2 separate regions of the Homo sapiens genome follow, and region 2 is linked to region 1. A link is an interaction called in ENCODE POLR2A ChIA-PET data of the cell type or tissue named here. Cell type or tissue: PC-9. All regions are shown on one strand. Links, peaks and the distances in the headings refer to the core of each region. The heading gives the core; the rest is flanking DNA. Region 1 has its middle 13 kb from the start of LINC02580. Region 2 has its middle 24 kb from the start of ZFP36L2.

Region 1 (9,234 bases), core at 2,521-5,020:
GGGAGGTCGAGGCGGGCAGATCACGAGGTCAGGAGATCAAGACCATCCTGCCTAACACGGTGAAACCCCGTCTCTACTAAAAATACAAAAAATTAGCCGGGCGTGGTGGCAGGCCCCTGTAGTCCCAGCTACTCTGGAGGCTGAGGCAGGAGAATGGCGTGAACCCGGGAGGCAGAGCTTGCAGTGAGCCGAGATCATGCCACTGCACTCCAGCCTGGGTGACAGAGCGAGACTCCATCTCAAAAAATTATGTTAAAAAATGTATTAATATATGTATGAAAAGTATAAATATGTGACTACACTTATCATCATATGATAATCTGCCTTTACAAAATGGGACACTTTATCAGATGTCAGGAATTCATATTAGGGCTTGCTGAATGCATGAATGATGTTGAGAATTCTGTGATCTCTAACACATTTCAGAAGTGCTGTACTGGTCTGTGAGATACTTGAGGACAAGAGTCAGGAGTAGTGTCCCCTCATATCTTGGGGTGAACTGTTATATTGGTGGCTCCCAGTGAATAATATCTTTTGGCATTCATGCCCTTGTATCGTTGTCTTCCCCTCACGGGCTTGAGCATGTAACTTGCTGTGGACAATGTAACATTGATAAGCATGATGCAAGTATAGATCTAATAAGCACTTGCTTCTCCTCTTGCGGCTTGTTCTATTGGAATGCTCTCAAGGAATCTAGCCACCTAGCTGAAAAGAAGTGTGGGTAGATTCATGAATGATGAGACAGCACATGGAGACAGAGAGGCCATGTGGAGGAGCTAAGGCATCAGATATTTTAGTGCAGCCATTTTGGACTTTCTAGGCTAACTCAGTTGAATAAGTGGCACTAAGATGCCACCTGGAGCAGAAGAACCAACCAGCTGAGCCCTACCCAAATTCCTGATCCGCAAAATCATGAGAAATAATAAATCATTGCTGTTTTAAGCCACTACATTTTGGTGTGATTTGTTACACAGCAATAGATAACTGAGATACTAGTAATATGTGTGTAGTAAATGTGTATGAAATGACTGAATGGCAAATCACAATTCTAGCCCTGGTGCTAATCTCTTACATTGGTCTTGGATACTCATTAAGCCTTGATCACATCTATCTTCTGGTATGATTCCTATGATGGTTAATCTTATGTGTCAACTTGACTGGTTCATGAAGTGTCCAGATATTTGGTCAAACATTATTCTGGGTGTTTTATGAGGGTGTTTTTGAATGGGATTAACATTTAAATCTGTAGACTAAGTAAAGCAGATTGCCCTCCATGATGCAGGTGGGCCTCATCCAATCAGTTGAAAGTTTAAATAGAACAAAAGGTTGACCCTGCCCTAAATAAAAGAGAATTCTGCCTGACAAACCTAAAATTGGAACATCAGCTCTTCCTGATTCTGCAGTAGCCTGCTGGCCTTCACATGGAAACTGGGACATTGGCTCTACCGATTTTGAACTTGCCACCCTCCATAATTGCTTGAACCAATACCTCATACTCTCTCTCTCTCTCTCTCTCTCTCTCTCACACACACACACACACACACATGTTCCTTGACTTATGATGGGGATATATCTCAGTAAACCCATCGTAAGTTGAAAATATCATAAGTCAAAAATGTACTGAATACACCTAACCTACCAAACATCACAGCTTGGCCTGCCTAATGTAAATGTGCTCGGAACACTTACATTAGCCTACAGTTGGGCAAAAATCATCGGGCAATACAGTAAACTGTAGAATATCAGTTATTTAACCTCATAATTGTATGACTGACTGGGAGCTGCAGCTCACTGCTGCTGCCCAGCATCATGAGAGAATATCATACCACATACCGCTAGCCCAGGAAAAGATCCAAACTGAAAATTTGAAGAATGGTTTCTACTGAATGTGTATTGCTTTTGCACTATCATGAAGTGAAAAACATCATAATTCTGAACCATCATAAGTTGGGGACCATCTATGTATACATAGGAGATGTATATATCTCCTATAGGTTCTGTTTCTCCAGAGAACCCTGACTAATATAGATTTTGCTACCAAGAGTGGATGCTACTATAACAAATACCTAAAAATGTGGAAGTGGCTTTGGAATTAGGTAATGGGCAAAGACTGAAGAGTTTTGAGGTGCATGTTAGAAAAAGCCTAGAATGCCTTGAAGAGACTGTTGGTAGAAATACAAACATTAAACGTGATTCTGGTGAAGGCTCAGAAAGGAAAGAGTTGTAGAAAAAGTTTCTATCATCTAAGAGAATACATATATCATCATAAACAGAATGTTGGTAGAAATATGAACATTAAATGTACTTATGGTAAGGTCTCAGAAATGAGGAGCATGATGTTGGAAACTGGTAAAAAGGCAATCCTTGTTATAAAGTAGTAAAGAACTTGGCTGAATTGTGTTCAGTCAAGGTAAAACTTGGGAGTGATGACCTTGGATATTTAGCACAGGAGATTTCTAAGCAAAGTGGTGAAAGTGTAGCCTGGTTTCTCCTTACTGCTTATAATAAAATGCAAGAGGAAAGAGATAAGTTGAAGGAATTGTTATGCAAAAAGGAACCAGAATTTAAAGATTTGGAAATGCTCAGCCTGTCCATATTTCAAAAAGAGAGAAAACACGTTTCTCTGCTTGGTGCAAATACCAAAGGCCTGTCTGGACAATCACTCCATAAAAAGATTCCCACGAACTTAATCAACCATCTCAGTTGAAGCCAGGAATAGAGATGGGATTATATTAGCAGAAACACTTCCAGCTGGGACTAAAGAAAACAGAGAAAATGGAACAGAATGAAAGAAGGCTGTTGGACTTCTGGGATTCTACAGGACAGGACAATAGAGTTATCCAGCTTTGAACATACGTTATCCTTCAAGAAAAGGGAAGAATGACCCCTGAAGACAATTTGGAGATTATCAGGGCTGCCATTCACACCCCAGGCCCAGGGGCTTGGTTGTTTTTTCCTGCTTTCAGAGAGCGGGGCCACCTTCTTGGTTTCAGTGGGCCGAAATGTTGCCCAGTGCCTCAGGGGCAAGGTGACTAGCAGAGCTGCAGAATGGGATCTACCACCTAGGGTGGTGGGGGTGATGAAGCTGCCCCAGTGGGCACAGCATTCAGCCAAAGAGGATTATTCATTATTTTTTGTTTTTTTGAGACAGGGTCTCCTTCTGTCACCCAGGCTAGGATGCAGTGGTGTGATCATGGCTAACTGCAACCTTGACCTTCTGGGCTCAAGCAATCCTCCTGCCTCAGCACCCCTACCCCCGAGTAGCTGGGAATACAGGCATGCACCACCATACCTGGCTAATTTTTGTATTTTTTGTAGAGACAGAGTTTCGCCATGTTGCCCAGGATGGTCTTGGACTCCTGAGCTCAAGTAATCCTTCTGCCTTGGCCTCCCAAAGTGCTGGGACTACAGCCTAATGGATTGCAGATCTAATGGAATTTTCCTTGCTAGGTTTTGGATTTGTTTGGGATCCATTGCCCCTTTCTTCTTTCCAATTTCTCCCTTTTGGAATAAGGATGTCTATTCTATGCCTCCCCACCATCGTATTTTGGAAGCACATAAGCTTGTCTGGTTTCATAGGTTCACAGCTGGAGAGAATTTTGCCTCAGGATGAAACATACCTCAAGTCTCACCCATACCTGGTTTAGATATTCAGTGAGACTTTGGACTTGGAATTGATGTTGGAATGGGTTAAAACGTCTGGGGTTGCTGGGATGGGCTGAATGAATTTTGCATGAGAGAAGAACATGAATTTTATGGGGCCAGAGGATGGAATGTCTTGGAGTAAATTGTATCTCCCCACCAGATTCACATGTGAAAGCTCTGACTCCCAGTGTGACCCTATTTGGTGATAAGGCCTTTGAGGAAGTAATTAAGGTTAAATGAGGCTGAGTGTGGTGGCTCATGCCTGTAATCCCAGCACTTTGGGAGGCGGCAGGCAGATCACTTGAGGTCAAGGGTTCGAGACCAGCCTGGCCAACATGGCTAAACCCTGTTTCTACTAAAAATACAAAAATTAGCCGGGTGTGGTGGGGCTTGCCCATGGTCCCAGCTATTCAAGAGGCTGAGGTGGGAGAATCTCTTGAGCCCGGGAGGCAAAGGTTGCAGTGAGGTGAGATGGCGCCACTGCACTCCAGCCTGGATGACAGAGTGAGACTTCATCTCAAAAACAAACAAAACAAACAAACAAAAAAGGTTAAATGAGGTTCTCAGTGTGGGGTCCTAATCTGATAAATTGGTGTCCTTATAGAAAAGGAGGAAGCGCCACAGCCCTCCTCTCTGCATGCATGCCCCGAGGGAAGAGACTGTGAGAGGGCACAGTGAGAAGGAGCAATTCAAGGAGAGAGGCCTTATCAGAAACCAACTCTGCTGGCATTTTCTTTTTTTTTTTTTTGAGACAGAGTCTTACTCTGTCCCCGGGTTTGGAGTGCAGTGGTGTGAACTCAGCTCACTGCAACCTCTGCCTCCTGGGTTTAAGTGATTCTCCTTCCTCAGCCTCCCGAGTAGCTGGAATTACAGGTGCCCACCACACCTGGCTAATTTTTTTGTATTTTTTGGTAGAGATGGGGGTTTCACCTGTTGCCCAGGCTGGTCTTGAACTCCTAAACTCAAGTGATCCACCTGCCTCAGCCTCCCAAAGTGCTGTGATTACAGGCATGAGCCACCATATGTAGCCCCGTGCTGGCATTTTGATCTTGGACTTCCAGCCTCCAGAAGTGTGAGAAAACAAATTCCTGTTTAAGCCACTCAATCTGTGCTATTTTGTTACGGCAGCCCAAGCAGACAAATACAATTCCCCACAGCAATTTGCAGAGGAGTCATGAAGACTTAGATTTCAATTCTAGCTTTCACTGATTCATTCATTCAGCCAATATTCAAGTTCTGCTATGTGCTGGACACTGTGTCTACTGATTTCCACATCCACTGGGTTTCAATGGTGAGCAAAATGCACATGGTTCTCGTCCTGAAGGAGCTTAAAATCATGTAAGGGAGACATATTCCTCAAATAATTACTCGAAGAGACATAAAATAATAGCAGCAATGAGTGCTCTAGGAGGATGTCTCCTAGTCAAGAGGTCAGGGAAAAGTTTTTGAAGAAGTGACACCAGACCTGAGATACAAAAAGGGTGATTAGGAGTCAACCAGGTGAAGATGGGGAGGAAGGGTGTTCCATGCAGAAGAAACAGCATGTGCAAAGAATGCTTCTACCAAGGAGGAAGCTGGTGGGTGTTCAGGGGACTGGAAGAAGGCTGCCATGACTGAAACGGAGAGAGGAGGAGCAGAGTGGGAGGGGCTCGAGAAGAGGCTGGATGGCACAGGCCGGGCAGACCATGCCCAGGTCTTTGTCATAAGAGCAGTGGGAAGCCATTGAGCTGGCTTAACCTGGGAGTTGGCATGGCTAGATTTGCATTTCCAAAAAGGTGCTCGAGGCTGCCATGGGGGTGAGCGTGGTGGAGTGGAAGAAGACTAGCATGGGGACTGGCAAGGATGCTCCTGCAGGATTCAGGAGAGGCATGCGGGGGCCTTGGACTAGGGTGGTGGCAACAGACATGGAGGAAAGGGCAAGATTGGAGAATGATTTATTAAGGCAAAAAACCGGACTTTGGTGCCCAATTGTCTATAGGAGGTGAGGACAAGAGAGGAGCAGGGATGACCTGAGGTTTCTGGGTTGAGTAGCCAGGTGGGTGGTGGTGCCATCTGATTATAGAGAGATGATGGGGAAGACCAAGTTAGGGCTGGGGGCCACTACTTACCAATTGCATGAACTTGGACAGGTTACTTTTAAGCCCCTATATGCTTCAGTTTGCCCATCTGAGATAAGTGATGTGAGATGATATTTGTAGAGGATCTGCTCAGAGCAGCTGCTCCTGCATATCAAGCTTCCTGATCTTTTCCTCTGTGAAGTAGCCTGGGCAGATGCTATTGTTCCATTTTTAAGGTTGAGGAAGCTGAGTCTGCAAGATTGGAATCTTGCCCAAATCCACATACTTTGAAACCAGGCTTATAGGCAGGTGGTGGGAGGAGCCTTCCCTCCCTGCCAGTCTGCCTTCAACATCAGCTCACAGAGCCTAAGAGCAGAAATTATTCATCCATAAGTTGCTCAGCCTTCACTGGAGGTCTGGTATGGGTGGGGAGGAGGGAACATTGTTCAGGTGAGAAATGCAATTAGGGGAGGGGACAGAGCAGTGTTGGAGTGAGCAGGGTGAAATTTAATTTTAAGCACCAAATTCATGTCGTAGCCAATTTCCCAAATGTGGGCTGCTCACAAAGTTTCTTTTTTCACTCACATAAAGGCTCAGATGCTGTGATTGGCAGGCAGCCTTCCTCTGAGTGGAGATTCAGGCACCCAGGCTCCTTCCACCTTATGGCTCTGCTGTCTCTAGGCCATGAGGTCAGGCAGCGGGGGAAAGAGAGGTGGATGAGGCACATCTGCCTAACATCCTTAGGCCAGAAGCGAGACACATTGTTTCTGCTCACACTCCACTGGCCACCCTGGATAGCAAGGGAGCTGGAACTGTAGTCTAGATGGGTGCCTAGGGAGAAGGGAAAGGGAGTTTTGGTGATAAGCTTCTCAGTCCTGCTGTAACAGGTCAGAGCTGATTTCTACATCCTAAATATTACATTCTGGAGCCTGGTAAAGAGAGACATATCTTCCTGGACAGGAACTTGAACTGCTCCAGGCCAGGCTCCCAGGGTCCATCTGGGACTAGGCCTTTTGGTCAAGGTGGAGGAGAGGGGACAGAAAGGCTGTCCAGGCTCTGCTGGGATTTCTCCAGGAGGGGACAGGACCAGCCTTGGGGTAAGCAAGCTGAAGGAACCAAGCTTGATCCCATGCACTGGCTGAATGGGTGGCAGGAAGGCTCCTTCTGGGTACACTTTTGTGAGCCACAGAAATAGCCTCTGGCCAAGGCCAATGGGGAATTTGTCCTAAGTTTCTGAAGAGAGTGGGCTGTGCAGAGCCAGTGAGCAAAGCCTCTTGTATTGCACATAATTACATGTTTGTGGACTGCCAGAGAGAGGGGCATTGTTGTGAACTTTACTTGGGTGGCCTCATTGAGAAGGGATATTTGAGCAAAGACATGAAGATGCTAAAACATGAGGATACTTCAGGAAGGGCAGAGGGAACAACAGGCGCCAAGTCCCTGTAGTAGGAGCAGGGGTGCTGTGTTCTGGACCCTTTGCCTTCATCCAGGCCAGAGATGATGGTAGTAGCAGTGGGTAAGAGAGAAGAAGTGGTTAGCTTCTGCATCTATTTGGTAGGTACCTCCCTCTTTCCTCCTGTACCTTTCTTGGTTTTCTAGGAGTGACTTGTGAAGACACACTGAAGTGTTTCTACCTCTGTGCCGTTTTATAGACTGTAAGCCCCATGAGGGCAGAGAATGGGCCTTACCCTTACAGTGGGCTCAGGCACAGCTTATCCCTAGCACCTGGTTAAACATGTCTGTGTCCTGAGTCATCAGATTTCCTGGGGCTGAGCCTGGGTGTATTGCTCATGATGAGAAAAGCTTTCCTGTGGCTCGGACACTCCTGTCCCTCTTCTAAAGGAACTGTCCTGTGTATCCAATCAAAGGAGATGGGGCTTCATTGTCTTTTTTTTTTTTTTTTTTTGAGATGGAGTCTCACTCTGTCACCCAGGCTGGAGTGCAGTGGTGTGATCTCGGCTCACTGCAACCTCCGCCTCCTGGGTTCAAGGAATTCCCCTGCCTCAGCCTCCCGAGTAGCTGGGATTACAGGCACGCACCACCACATCAGGCTAATTTTTGTATTTTTAGTAGAGACGGGGTTTCATCATGTTGGCCAGGCTGGTCTCGAACTCCTGACCTCAAGTGATCCACCCACCTCAGCCTCCCAAAGTGTTGGAATTATAGGCATGAGCCACTGCGCCTGGCCAGGCTTCAGTGTCTTGAGTACCAGAGAGTCACAGTCCATCCATTCTTCCCGGCCCTGCTGTGAAGTGCTCAGGAGCTCAACAGTGGACAAGTTCCTGGGTTCTGTTTTGTCCCTGATAACGCCTGCCTGCTGGTTTCCTGGGGAAGTGACGGGGGCACATATGGCTGTGCCCAGCAGGTATCCCTGGCCCAAATCAGCTTGGCCTGTGCTCAGGCAGGGAGTGTTGGGCTCTGCATTGCTCACTCATTGATGTCAGGAGGGACCCACAGGAGTGTCTTGAGCTTGGTTGTGGAGTGTCCATCACCCACAATGTGCAGCCTTTGTTTAACCTGGGCCCTTCCCTGCAACACCTCTTGCCCTCTGACTTTTGCAGAAACTTGGGTGCAACTGATATTTACGATCCAGCAGGCTCTCGATGTTTGGGAGGGCTCTGTCCACTGGCCTTCCATAAGCCCCACAGTCTTGAATGCAAAATGTTGGTGTGGGCTTCTGGCTTTCTCTCGAATGGTGTTTTCTTGAGAGTTATATGTCTCCTGTGCTCTCATGCCACAAATTAACTGCCTTTTCACTTTTCCCACAGGTTTTATCTCTCTTTCTGTGTGGCAGGGTCTTACAGTGTAGTTGTTAAAAGTGTGTGAACTGGCCAGGCATGTAATCTCAGCACTTTGAGAGGCCATGGTGGGCAGCTTTCCTGAGGTCGGGAGTTCAAGACCAGCCTGGCCAACATGGCGAAACCCCATCTCTACTAAAAATACAAAAATTAGCCAGGTGTGGTGGTGCGCACCTGTAATCTCAGCTACTTGGGAGGCTGAGGCGGGAGAATTCCTTGAACCCAGGAGGTGGAGGTTGCAGTGAGCTGAGATTGTGCCACTGCACTCCAGCCTGGGCGACAGAGCGAGACTCCATCTCAAGAAAAAAAAAAAGTGTGTGAACTTTGGAACTGGACAGATTTGAGTGGGCATTGCGGCTTCTGCTCTTACTGGCTGTGTTATGTCTGGCAAAGTCCTCTGAGTGTCAGTTTACTCATCTGTAAAACGAAGACAATTGCAGTATCTACCTAGTAGCTTGGTTGTGAAGCCTCATTGAGGTAGTAACATAATGTCTGGACCCACAATAAATAAGAACTATTATTACACTTAATGAAAACCCTACTGGGTGTGGTGGCTCATGCCTGTAATCCCAGCAATTTGGGAGGCTGAGGAGGGCAGATTGCTTGAGCCCAGGAGTTTGAGACCAGCCTGGGCAACATGGTGAAACTCTATCTCTGCAAAAAAAAATACAAAAATTAGCCGGGCATGGTAGCATACACTTGTAGTCCCAGCTACTTGGGAGGCTGAGGTGGGA
Region 2 (9,234 bases), core at 3,149-5,648, 86 kb before region 1:
ACCTTGGAATCCTTCCCTGAGCATTCTTTTTTTCTTTTTCTTTTTCTTTTTCTTTTTTTTTTTTTAAGACAGAGTCTTGCTCTCTTGTCCAGGCTGGTGTGCAGTGGCACAATCTTGGCTCACTGCAACCTCCACCTCACGGGCTCGAGCCATCCTCCTGCCTCGGCCTCCCGAGTAGCTGGGATTACAGACACACACCACTATGCCCGGCTAATTTTTTTTTTTGTATTCTTAGTAGAGACGGGGTTTCACCATGTTGGCCAGGCTGGTCTCGAACTTCTGGCCTCAAGTGATCCTCCCGCCTCGGTCTCTCCAAATGTTGGGATTACAGGCGTGAGCCACCGCGCCTGGCCATCCCTGAGCATTCTTGAAAGAAGCTGTCACCAGGCAGGCTGTGCTTCCCTGGGAGCGCACAGATGGGAGGGAGAGAGAAAATTCTCTTCACAAAGAAACCCAAGCTGGGGAGGCAGGTGAGTGAAAACCAGAGAGATAGAAGGTGAGATGACTCAGGTGTTGCTGTGGTCCTGGCCCAAGCACAGGGCAGCAGGGGAGAGGTGCCCTGAGGCTGGATCTGGGGCCATGGGCCCTCGGGTGGAGAACGTCCTCCTCAGAGCAAGCTGGAGCCACTGGCCTCAGAGGTCTTCAGGGCCCAGGATGGTGGCGTCTTCTTCCCTCTGGCTCCCCTTCACTGGGCCCATGTAGTCCCCACCTTCATGCATCCTGGGGAATGGGGAACTGGAATGGCTCCCATGAACTGGAATGGCCAGCCTCCCTCAGCAGTAAAATAGTCTCTTGTGCAAGGATTAAATGGCATATAATACATAAAATACACCTTGCCTGGCACACAGTGGCACTAAGTCATGTCAGTGCCTTGCCCCACACCCCTGGTGGGCACCATCCCTGCAGATTTTCCCATGGTCACTTCTTCTAGTGAAGTCGGAGTACACAGAGAGCCTCTTTGCGTGGGGCTCCATGGAGGAAGAGGGATGCAGAGGGCTTGAGACCCCTCGCCCTGCCCAGGAGGGGTGAGTGACTCTTGCACCTGTACCTTATCCAGTTTGGGAAGTCCCTTCACTTCCCTTGGCCCCTATTCACCCCTAGCTCCTTCTCAGCCAGCCTCCTCCAGCCCAGCCCTCCTGTCCCTGGAAACTCCTCCAGGCTCCTGCCCTCCTACAGCAATCGCACCCCCCACCATGTCCCAGAGCACAGTCTCTGGGCTGCTCCCTTCCATCCTGGAGGTCCTGCAGTGTGTGGTCTAGGGCCAGGTCCTCAATCACTGCGCCTTGTTTCCTCATCTATTATTCCCTTATCGTTACTCTTCCCTGGAGATACAGGAGGGGAAATGTTGTGCTCATCAAATAGTCACTGAGTTCCAGAGGGGTATAGGAAGCCCATTTATTAGGCCACACTGTCCTTTTAAAATTTCTACCTCCAGCCGGGCACAGTGGCTCACGCCTATAATCCCAGCACTCTGGGAGGCTGAGGTGGGAGAATCGCTTGAGCCCAGGAGTTTGAGACCAGCCTGGGCAACATGGAGAAACCCCGTCTCTACTAAAAATAGAAAAATTAGCTGGGCATGGTGGTACGTGCCTGTAGTCCCAGCTACTTGGGAGGCTGAGATGGGAGGATCATCTGAGTCTGGGACGTGGAGGTTGCAGTGAGCTGAGACTGCACTACACCACTTCACTCCAGCCTGAGCCACACAGTGAAACTCTGTCTCAAATAAAATACAATAATAAAATAAAATAAAATAAAATTCCCTAACAAGAGCCTGATCACCAGGTGGCCTGTTTACAGGAGACCAGCCCCATGGCAGCATGTCTGTGAAATGGTAGATTTTGTGTGGTCAGAAGGATGTTTAAGCTGTCAGGTAAAGTTAAAAGAGCTTGAAAGACTGGGTGAGGTAGCTCATGCCTGTAATCCCAGCACTATGGGAGGCTGAGTCGGGCGAGTCACTTGAGGCCAGGAGTTCAAGACCAGTCTGGCCAAAGAACTTTGGTAGAGACGGGGTTCCGTAGAGATGGAACCCCATCTCTACCAAAAATACAAAAAGTAGCCGAGCATGGTGGCACACACCTGTAGTCCCAGCTACTTGGGAGGCTGAAGTGGGAGAATTGCTTTAACCCAGGAGGTGGAGGTTGCAGTGAGCAGAGATTGTACCACTGCACTCCAGCCTGGGGGACAGAGCGAGACCCTGTCAAAAAAAAAAAGAGCAAGGAAAGAACCATGTGTTACAGCACCACCTCTTCGGCTGAACATTGTCTTTAACAGACACACATGTATACATATACACTAGCGTGGGCATGACATTTTTTTCTGGCAGGCTACCTGAGAAACTATTAAGCGGTCACCTTCAATGAAAGGTTGGGAAAAGAGGGGAGAGTTTTATCTTCATTTTATACTTTTTGTTTGACTTTCCTACCATGTGAATATATTGTTATTATTTTTTATTATATTTTATTTTTGAGACAGAGTCTCGCTCTGTCGCCCAGGCTAGAGTGCAGCGGCGCAATCTCGTCTCACTGCAACCTCTGCCTCCCGGATTCAAGCAATTCTGGTACCTCCCGGTAGCTGGGATTACAGGCATGCGCCACTACGCCCGGCTAATTTTTGTATTTTTGTAGAGACAGATTTTCGTATTTTTGTGGAGACAGATTCTCGTCATGTTGGTCAGGCTGGTCTCAAATTCCTGACCTAATGATCCGCCTGCCTCGGCCTCCCAAAGTGCTGGGATTACAGGTGTGAGCCACTGCACCCAGCCTGTTATTATTTTTTAAATGTCCAACAGATATTATCTGAGTGCTTGGGATGAGGGGCCTTTCTGTTCTTTTTCTGTGGTGTCAAAGAAGAAAGAGGTAATGGAAGTTGGCAGGAAACAGCTATGGGTTTGTTGGGTCTTGCTGTTGGGGGCAGGGCCTGGCTGCGGACAAGAGGCTGAAAGGCCCAAGGACCCCAGAAGGGGATGGAGGAGTCACTGCATGGGGTGGGGGTCCTGCCCAGCCACCCACTGGCTGGGCAGCCTCTGAGGGGCCTGGGTGGGGCCTCAGGCTTTGGAGCGCTCTCTCCCTGTTGAGCTAAGCCTCCCAAAGCACCAGCTCCTTTACTCAGGGGGCACGAAACAAGACCTCTGTCTGTGTGCCTGAGGTTTGCCCACAGTTTGCATGTCCCCCCACTGCCTGTCCTCTTCCTGAGCCTCTGGCCGTGGCCTGTGGCAGATGGAAGGCGGAGGTGAAGGAGATCTCAGGCCAGGGGCTCTCTGATGAGTCTTGCCATGTCTGCTCACAGCTGCCTCCCTCCATTCCTGTGGCAGATGACCGGGCAGGAGCCACACCTTGCTGGCTACTCCTGGAGGGCCTGGGGATGCCCAGGGCTGCAGGGGTGCAAAGATGACACCCCACATATCCCCATGGTCGGGCCAGACAGGCTCCCTAGGTTGCCATTGCTCCTGGCCCAGCCCCAGATGGGGCAGGCTGTGGTTTCTGGGGTCAATCACCCCTGCACTGACCACCACGCCAAGCCATGCCCCTCATCCCTAGTGGACAGAGACCTCCCCATACATCCCTGAGGCGGGAAAAGTGCTGTGAGCTCCATTTCACAGGCTGAGAAACTGAAGGCCAGGTTGGTAAAGTGACTTGCCAAGGACATGGTGAGCTGGTGACAGCATAGAGCCTGAGAGCCAGGTGTCTCTCCATCCTGGTGCTCGCCCCTTAAGGGCGGGCTGATAAGAAATGAAGTTAATAGGATCTCAGGATTATGTGAGGAAAAGCCTGCCCTAAAAGTGACCCGCAGCCTGTGATCCCAGCACTTTGGGAGGCCGAGGCGGGCGGATTGCTTGAGCTCAGGAGTTTGAAACTAACCTGAATAACATGGTGAAACCCCGTCTCCACAAAAAAAAATGCAAAAATTAGCCGGGTGCGGTGGCAAGCGCCTGTAGTCCCAGCTGCTCAGGAGACTGAGGTGGGAGGATCACTTGAGCCCGGGAGGTAGAAGCTGCAGTGAGCCAAGACTGTGCCACTGCGTTCCAGCTGGGGCTACAGAGTGAAACCCTGTCTCAAAAAAAAAAAAAAAGAAAGAAAGAAAGAAAGAAAACTTATGTCTGCTGCACAAAAAACTGCACACAGATACTTATAGTAGCTTTATTCATAATTGCCAAAACATGAGCATAACCAAGATGTCCTCCAGTAGTTAAGGGAGAAATAAATTGCGGGACATCCAGACAATGAAATATTATTAAATGCTAAAAAGAAATGAGCTATTGATTGGGCGTGGTGGCTCACACCTGTAATTCCGGCACTTTGGGAGGCCAAGGCAGGCGGATCACCTGAAGTCAGGAGTTCGTGACCAACCTGGCCAACATGGCAAAACCCCATCTCTAATAAAAATACAAAAATTAGCTGGGTGTGGTGGTGCGTGCCTGTAATCCCAGCTACTAGGGAGGCTGAGGCAGGAGAATCATTTGAATCCAGGAGGCAGAGGTTGCAGTGAGCTGAGATTGCGCCACTGCACTCCAGCCTGGGCAACAGAGTGAGACTCCATCTCAAAAAGAAAAAAAAAAGAAATGAGCTATCAAGTCATGAAAAGACATGGAGGAAAAACTTCAGTGCATATCACAAAGTGAAAGAAGGCAATCTGAAAAGTTACGCATGCTGTATGATTTCAACTATATGACATTTGGGAAAAGGCAAAACTATGGAGACAGTAAAAAGATGATCGGTAAAAAGGTGGTCCTCTGGGGCTGAGAAGAGGGAGAAATGGGTAGATGGAGCACAGAGGATTTTAGGGCAGTGAAACAACAGTGTATGATGTCATTATACATTTGTCCAAACCCACAGAATATACAAGGCCAAGAGTGAGCCCTAATGCAAACTATGGACTTTGGGTGATACTATGTGTCAATGTAGGTTCATTGATTACAACAAATGAACCACTCTGGTGGGAGATATGGATAATGGGGGAAGAAGGAGGTATATGAGCATTCTATAGTTTCTGCTCACTTTTGCTGAGAAGCCAAAACTCTAAAAAAGAAAGCCTTTTTTTTTTTTTTTTTTTTTTTTTTGAGATAGGGTCTTGCTCTGTCATGCAGGCTGGAGTGCAATGGCATGATCACGGCTCACTGCAGCCTCACCCTGTCAGACTCTAGTGATCCTTCCCACCTCAGCCTCCCAAGTAGCTGGGACTACAAGTATGCACCACCACACTGGGCTACTTTTTGTATTTTTTGTAGAGACCAGGTTTCCCAGGCTGGTCTCAAACTCTGGGGATCAAGTGATCTGTCCACCTTGGCCTCCCAAAGTGCTGGGATTACAGACATGAGCTACTACACCTGGCACAAAGTCTATTTTTAAAAAAGTGACCCAGGAGCAAGGGTTCCAAAGAGCCCCTCTTGACCCTCTCCCCAAGGCCCTTTCTGGTCCATGCCAGCGGGGAGGTGGGTTAAGGGATGCTCAGCTCCTTCCCAGCATGAGGAAGTGAGACAGGCTTTGGTCGGCTCCCAGTGTTGGGGGCTGCAAGACAGCAGGCCCATCTTCACCCCTCTCATCTCCCCTCACACTTCCTGGAGGAGCCTCAAAGGTCCTTGGCCGTTGGCTCCCTTCTCCCCAGCTTCCTGTTTGGGTTCCACAGAGAGGTTTGGCCGTTTCTGCAGCTGAACTGGGAGCCAGTTGAACTGGTGAGAGGGAGGACACTTGCTGGGGAGTGGGTTGAGGGGCTGCCAGTCCAGGGGGCAGCAGCTGGGGGTTGGTTGGAGCCTCAGCTAAAATCATTTGGAGGCTCAAATCCTCAGGCCTGGAGCCTTTAAGACCTCAGTTAGTTCAGCCTCTACCTGGATGCAGCACATATTGGGGTTGGGCCGCTGAGCCGTAGACATCACCTTAGCCTGCTACAGCCGTACAGGCACCTTCTTACTGGTGTGACTTGAGCAGTCCACTTTGTCCAGCCAAGCCCCAGGTTCACCATCCGTGAATTCCCACTCCGTAGGCACACAGGCTGGTAATCAGCACTTACTGTTATGGCAGATGGAGCCCATACTTTGGACACATCAGAAGACAGGAAACCCAGCCTGTCCCCTACTCCTTCCTACCTGCCTCTTACCCTCTGCTCCTTGCGGCCCCTCACACCGCAAACTTGATCCTAGCTCCAGACCTGCCAGGGGTCTTGGGGAGTAGATGACAGGCCCGCCCTCAGAAAACCCAGGGTGGTTCAGGCTAGAGACAGACATACTTTGCTAAGTGGTCACTCGAGGTAGCAGCGTGGGAAGGCTGAGTTTCAAGGAAAGATTCTTAGGGAAAGAGTGTTTCAGCCAGGCATGGTGGCTCACGCCGATAATTCCAACACTTTGGGAGGCCAAGGTAGGAGGATCACTGGAGCCCAGGAGTTTGAGACCAGCCTGGGCAATATACTGAGGCCCTGTCTGTACAAAAATTTTTGAAACTTAGCCAGGTGGTACACACCTGTGGTCCCAGCCACTGGAGAAGCTGATGTGGGAGAGGTGGGAGGATCACCTGAGCCCACCAGGAGGTTGAGGGAGCCACGATGGCACCACTGCACTCCAGCCTGGGCAACAGAGGAGATCTTGTCTAAAAAAAACAAAGAAGAGAGTCTCAAGTCAGTTGTTTCAGAGTGAGTGGAGATAGCCCAGCACAGAAAGCTGGGCAAGGGGGCCGGGTGCGATGGCTCATGCCTGTAATCCCAGCACTTTGGGAGGCCGAGGCAGGTGGATCACCTGAGGTCAGGAGTTCAAGACCAGCCTGGCCAACATGACAAAACCCTGTCTCTATTAAAATACAAAAATTAGCTGGGCATGGTGGCGAGCGCCTGTAATCCCAGCTACTCCAGAGGCTGAGGCAGGAGAGTCACCTGAACCCAGGAGACGGAGGTTGCAGTGAGCTGAGATTGCGCCACTGCATTCCAGCCTGGGCAACAGAGCAGGACTCCGTCTCAAAGAAAAAAAGAAAGCTGGGAAAGGGGATCCCATTAGCAAATACCCAGAGGTAAGGCGGGTACCTGATGTGGACAGGCTCCCACTCATCCTGCCTCCTCTACTCTACTCCCTGGGATCCAAGACTGGCCAAAGGCCTCAGGTGCCCTGAGGTATCAGCAGGATCACAGTCCCTGCAGGTCCTGGCTCTGTCTGCCCCCACCAGGAAGCAGGCTCACCAGGTGAGCAGAGGCTGAGGTCACTGTAGTGCTTGCTGGCTACAGGGAGGGGATTGGGCCTGACTCACAGGGCCCACAGGACACAGCCCTCCAGCTGTGGCTGGGAAAGGACGGCCCTGCCCCCAGGGAGGCCACACCACATACCCTGGAGCCAGGGAGGGAGGACGGCACTGCAGGGGCTGCCGCCAGAGGGGCATGCCCACGTGGGCCCCACCTCAGCAAGGCTATTTACAAATAGGAAAGGCAACGCCTTCCTTCAGTGGAGTGTGTTGGGGAGAAGCTTCTCTTTGTGGGTGCACAAAGGGATGTTTGGGAGTCGGAACTCTGCAGGGTTGGGGTTAGGAGTAGAGAGGTACCCAGCTCCTGCTTCTCCAGCCCCAGCACAGCTACATCCTCCTGCCGCTGCTCCTAGGAAGGGTCCCAGGAAAGGAGAGTGTGAGCCCAAAGTGTGGGCTGGCCCCTGGCACCACGGTGCCCTGGCAGAGAACTGCCTCCCTCAGGAGATGAGGGCCTTCCGGGGCCAGCTGCTTGGCCTCCCCCTTTAGAATGGGGCCTCCTGGGGGCGGAAGCCGAGTCTTCTTCCAAGACAGAACCAGGGGCTCTCCTTCTTTCCGTTCTCCATGTCCCCTGGCAGTTCTGTGCCCATTTTCTCTGGTGACATATGGCCTGGGCCCGTGATGTCAAAGGGTCTCTGCTTCTTTTCCTTGGACTGTAGGGCTGGCCATCCCACGCCAGACCTTCTCCCTGGTCCATGAGGGTTTGGAGGGGAGGTAGGGCTGAGGAACGGTTGATGGGAGGAGAAGAAGGCAGGGCTGATACATAATTTGTGGAGTCCAGTCTAAAATGGAAAGTCAGGGCCCCGTGGTGGCTCACACCTGTAATCCCAGCACTTTGGGAGGCCAAGGCAGGCGGATCGCTTGAGGTCAGGAGTTCAAGACCAGCTTGGCCAACATGGTGAAAACCCATCTCTACCAAAAATACAAAAATTAGCCAGGCATGGTGGCATACACCTATAGTCCCAGCTACTTGGGAGACTGAGGCACGAGAATTGCTTGAACCCGGGAGGCTGAGGTTGCAGTGAGCCAATACCGCGCCACTGCACTCCAGCCTGGGCAAGGGATCGAGACTCTGTCTCAAAAAAAAAAAAAAAAAAAAAGGAAAAGAAAAGAAAAAAAGAAAGTCAGGGCCCCTTGCCCTTGCTCAAAATTTTTAAATTCCAGGATGACATTAACAGAGCATTAAACCAACCATGGGGCTGCATAGGTCACTGTTCATGAAGCCAGCCCTGCAGGAGAGGGCAGGTGTTCCAGAATCAGGGCCCTTGGTGGGGAAAGGAAAGGAGGTTGGAGCAAGGACCCAAGGTCCCTGCTGGACCCCCAGAAAACAAGGGAAGTGAGGCTGATGAGGCTGGATGGCACCAGATGCAGAGGGTCCTGAACACTCAAACTTGACCCTGATCCTAGAGGTAGACACTGAAGATTCCTGAGCCACAGGGAAGTGGGCCAGGGAGGCTGGGTCAGGGCAGCAGAGACATTAGACCTGGGAGGGCCTTCGAAACTCATCTGCTTGCCCTTTCCTGAAGAGGAGACTGAGGCCCAGAGAGGGACCAAGACCCGCCCAAGGTCACCCGGCAAAGGGTGCAGAGCTGGGCCAGAGCCCTGGCTGCCTAGAATCTTGTCTCAGGTTGTGCGGCGAATTAAGTTGAGAGCTGATGTGCAGGGTAGGAGGGCAGCTGGTGCTGGGCCTCTGGTGTCTGTGTTCACCTAAGGAGTAGGACCCACCCTCCCAGCACCTCTGAGCCGGCACTTTCCTTTCCTGGGTGCTCTTCTCCTCTGGCCCTGCCTCAGGGTTTCCTGTGTCCCTCTCACTTGGGGTCCATCCTCTTGCTTCTCTGCTGCCTTCCATACTTGGCCCAGGAGCGGAGCCTCACTAGGCATCTGGACTTTTGGAAAATTCCTGCCCCACCCCCTACCCCACTGCCAGCCTGGCCTTCAGGGGCACTGAGTGGGGGACCCTGTGACAAGAAGATAGCCAAAGGCCGGACGCGGTGACTCCCGCCTGTAATCCCAGCACTTTGGG

Evidence for each region. ChIA-PET counts read pairs that join two places held together with the same protein. Peaks named below come from ENCODE experiments on the same cell type or tissue, not always from the same donor. Only the 100,000 strongest peaks of a DNase experiment are listed, where the experiment ranks them.
Region 2: POLR2A ChIA-PET joins it to region 1 with 7 read pairs; 9 of 35 experiments call an interaction of 5 or more read pairs at or near these places.

What each region holds. Positions count from the first base shown.
Region 1 is chr2:43,111,133-43,120,366 of GRCh38, reverse strand. No RefSeq gene overlaps it. Among named protein-coding and RNA genes, the nearest start is that of LINC02580, 13 kb to the right of the region's middle. In PC-9, for the core only: no CTCF peak of the experiment used is centred there; a DNase peak (open chromatin) is centred at 3,746.
Region 2 is chr2:43,198,074-43,207,307 of GRCh38, reverse strand. No RefSeq gene overlaps it. Among named protein-coding and RNA genes, the nearest start is that of ZFP36L2, 24 kb to the left of the region's middle. In PC-9, for the core only: no CTCF peak of the experiment used is centred there; no DNase peak of the experiment used is centred there; H3K27ac peaks cover 390 bases.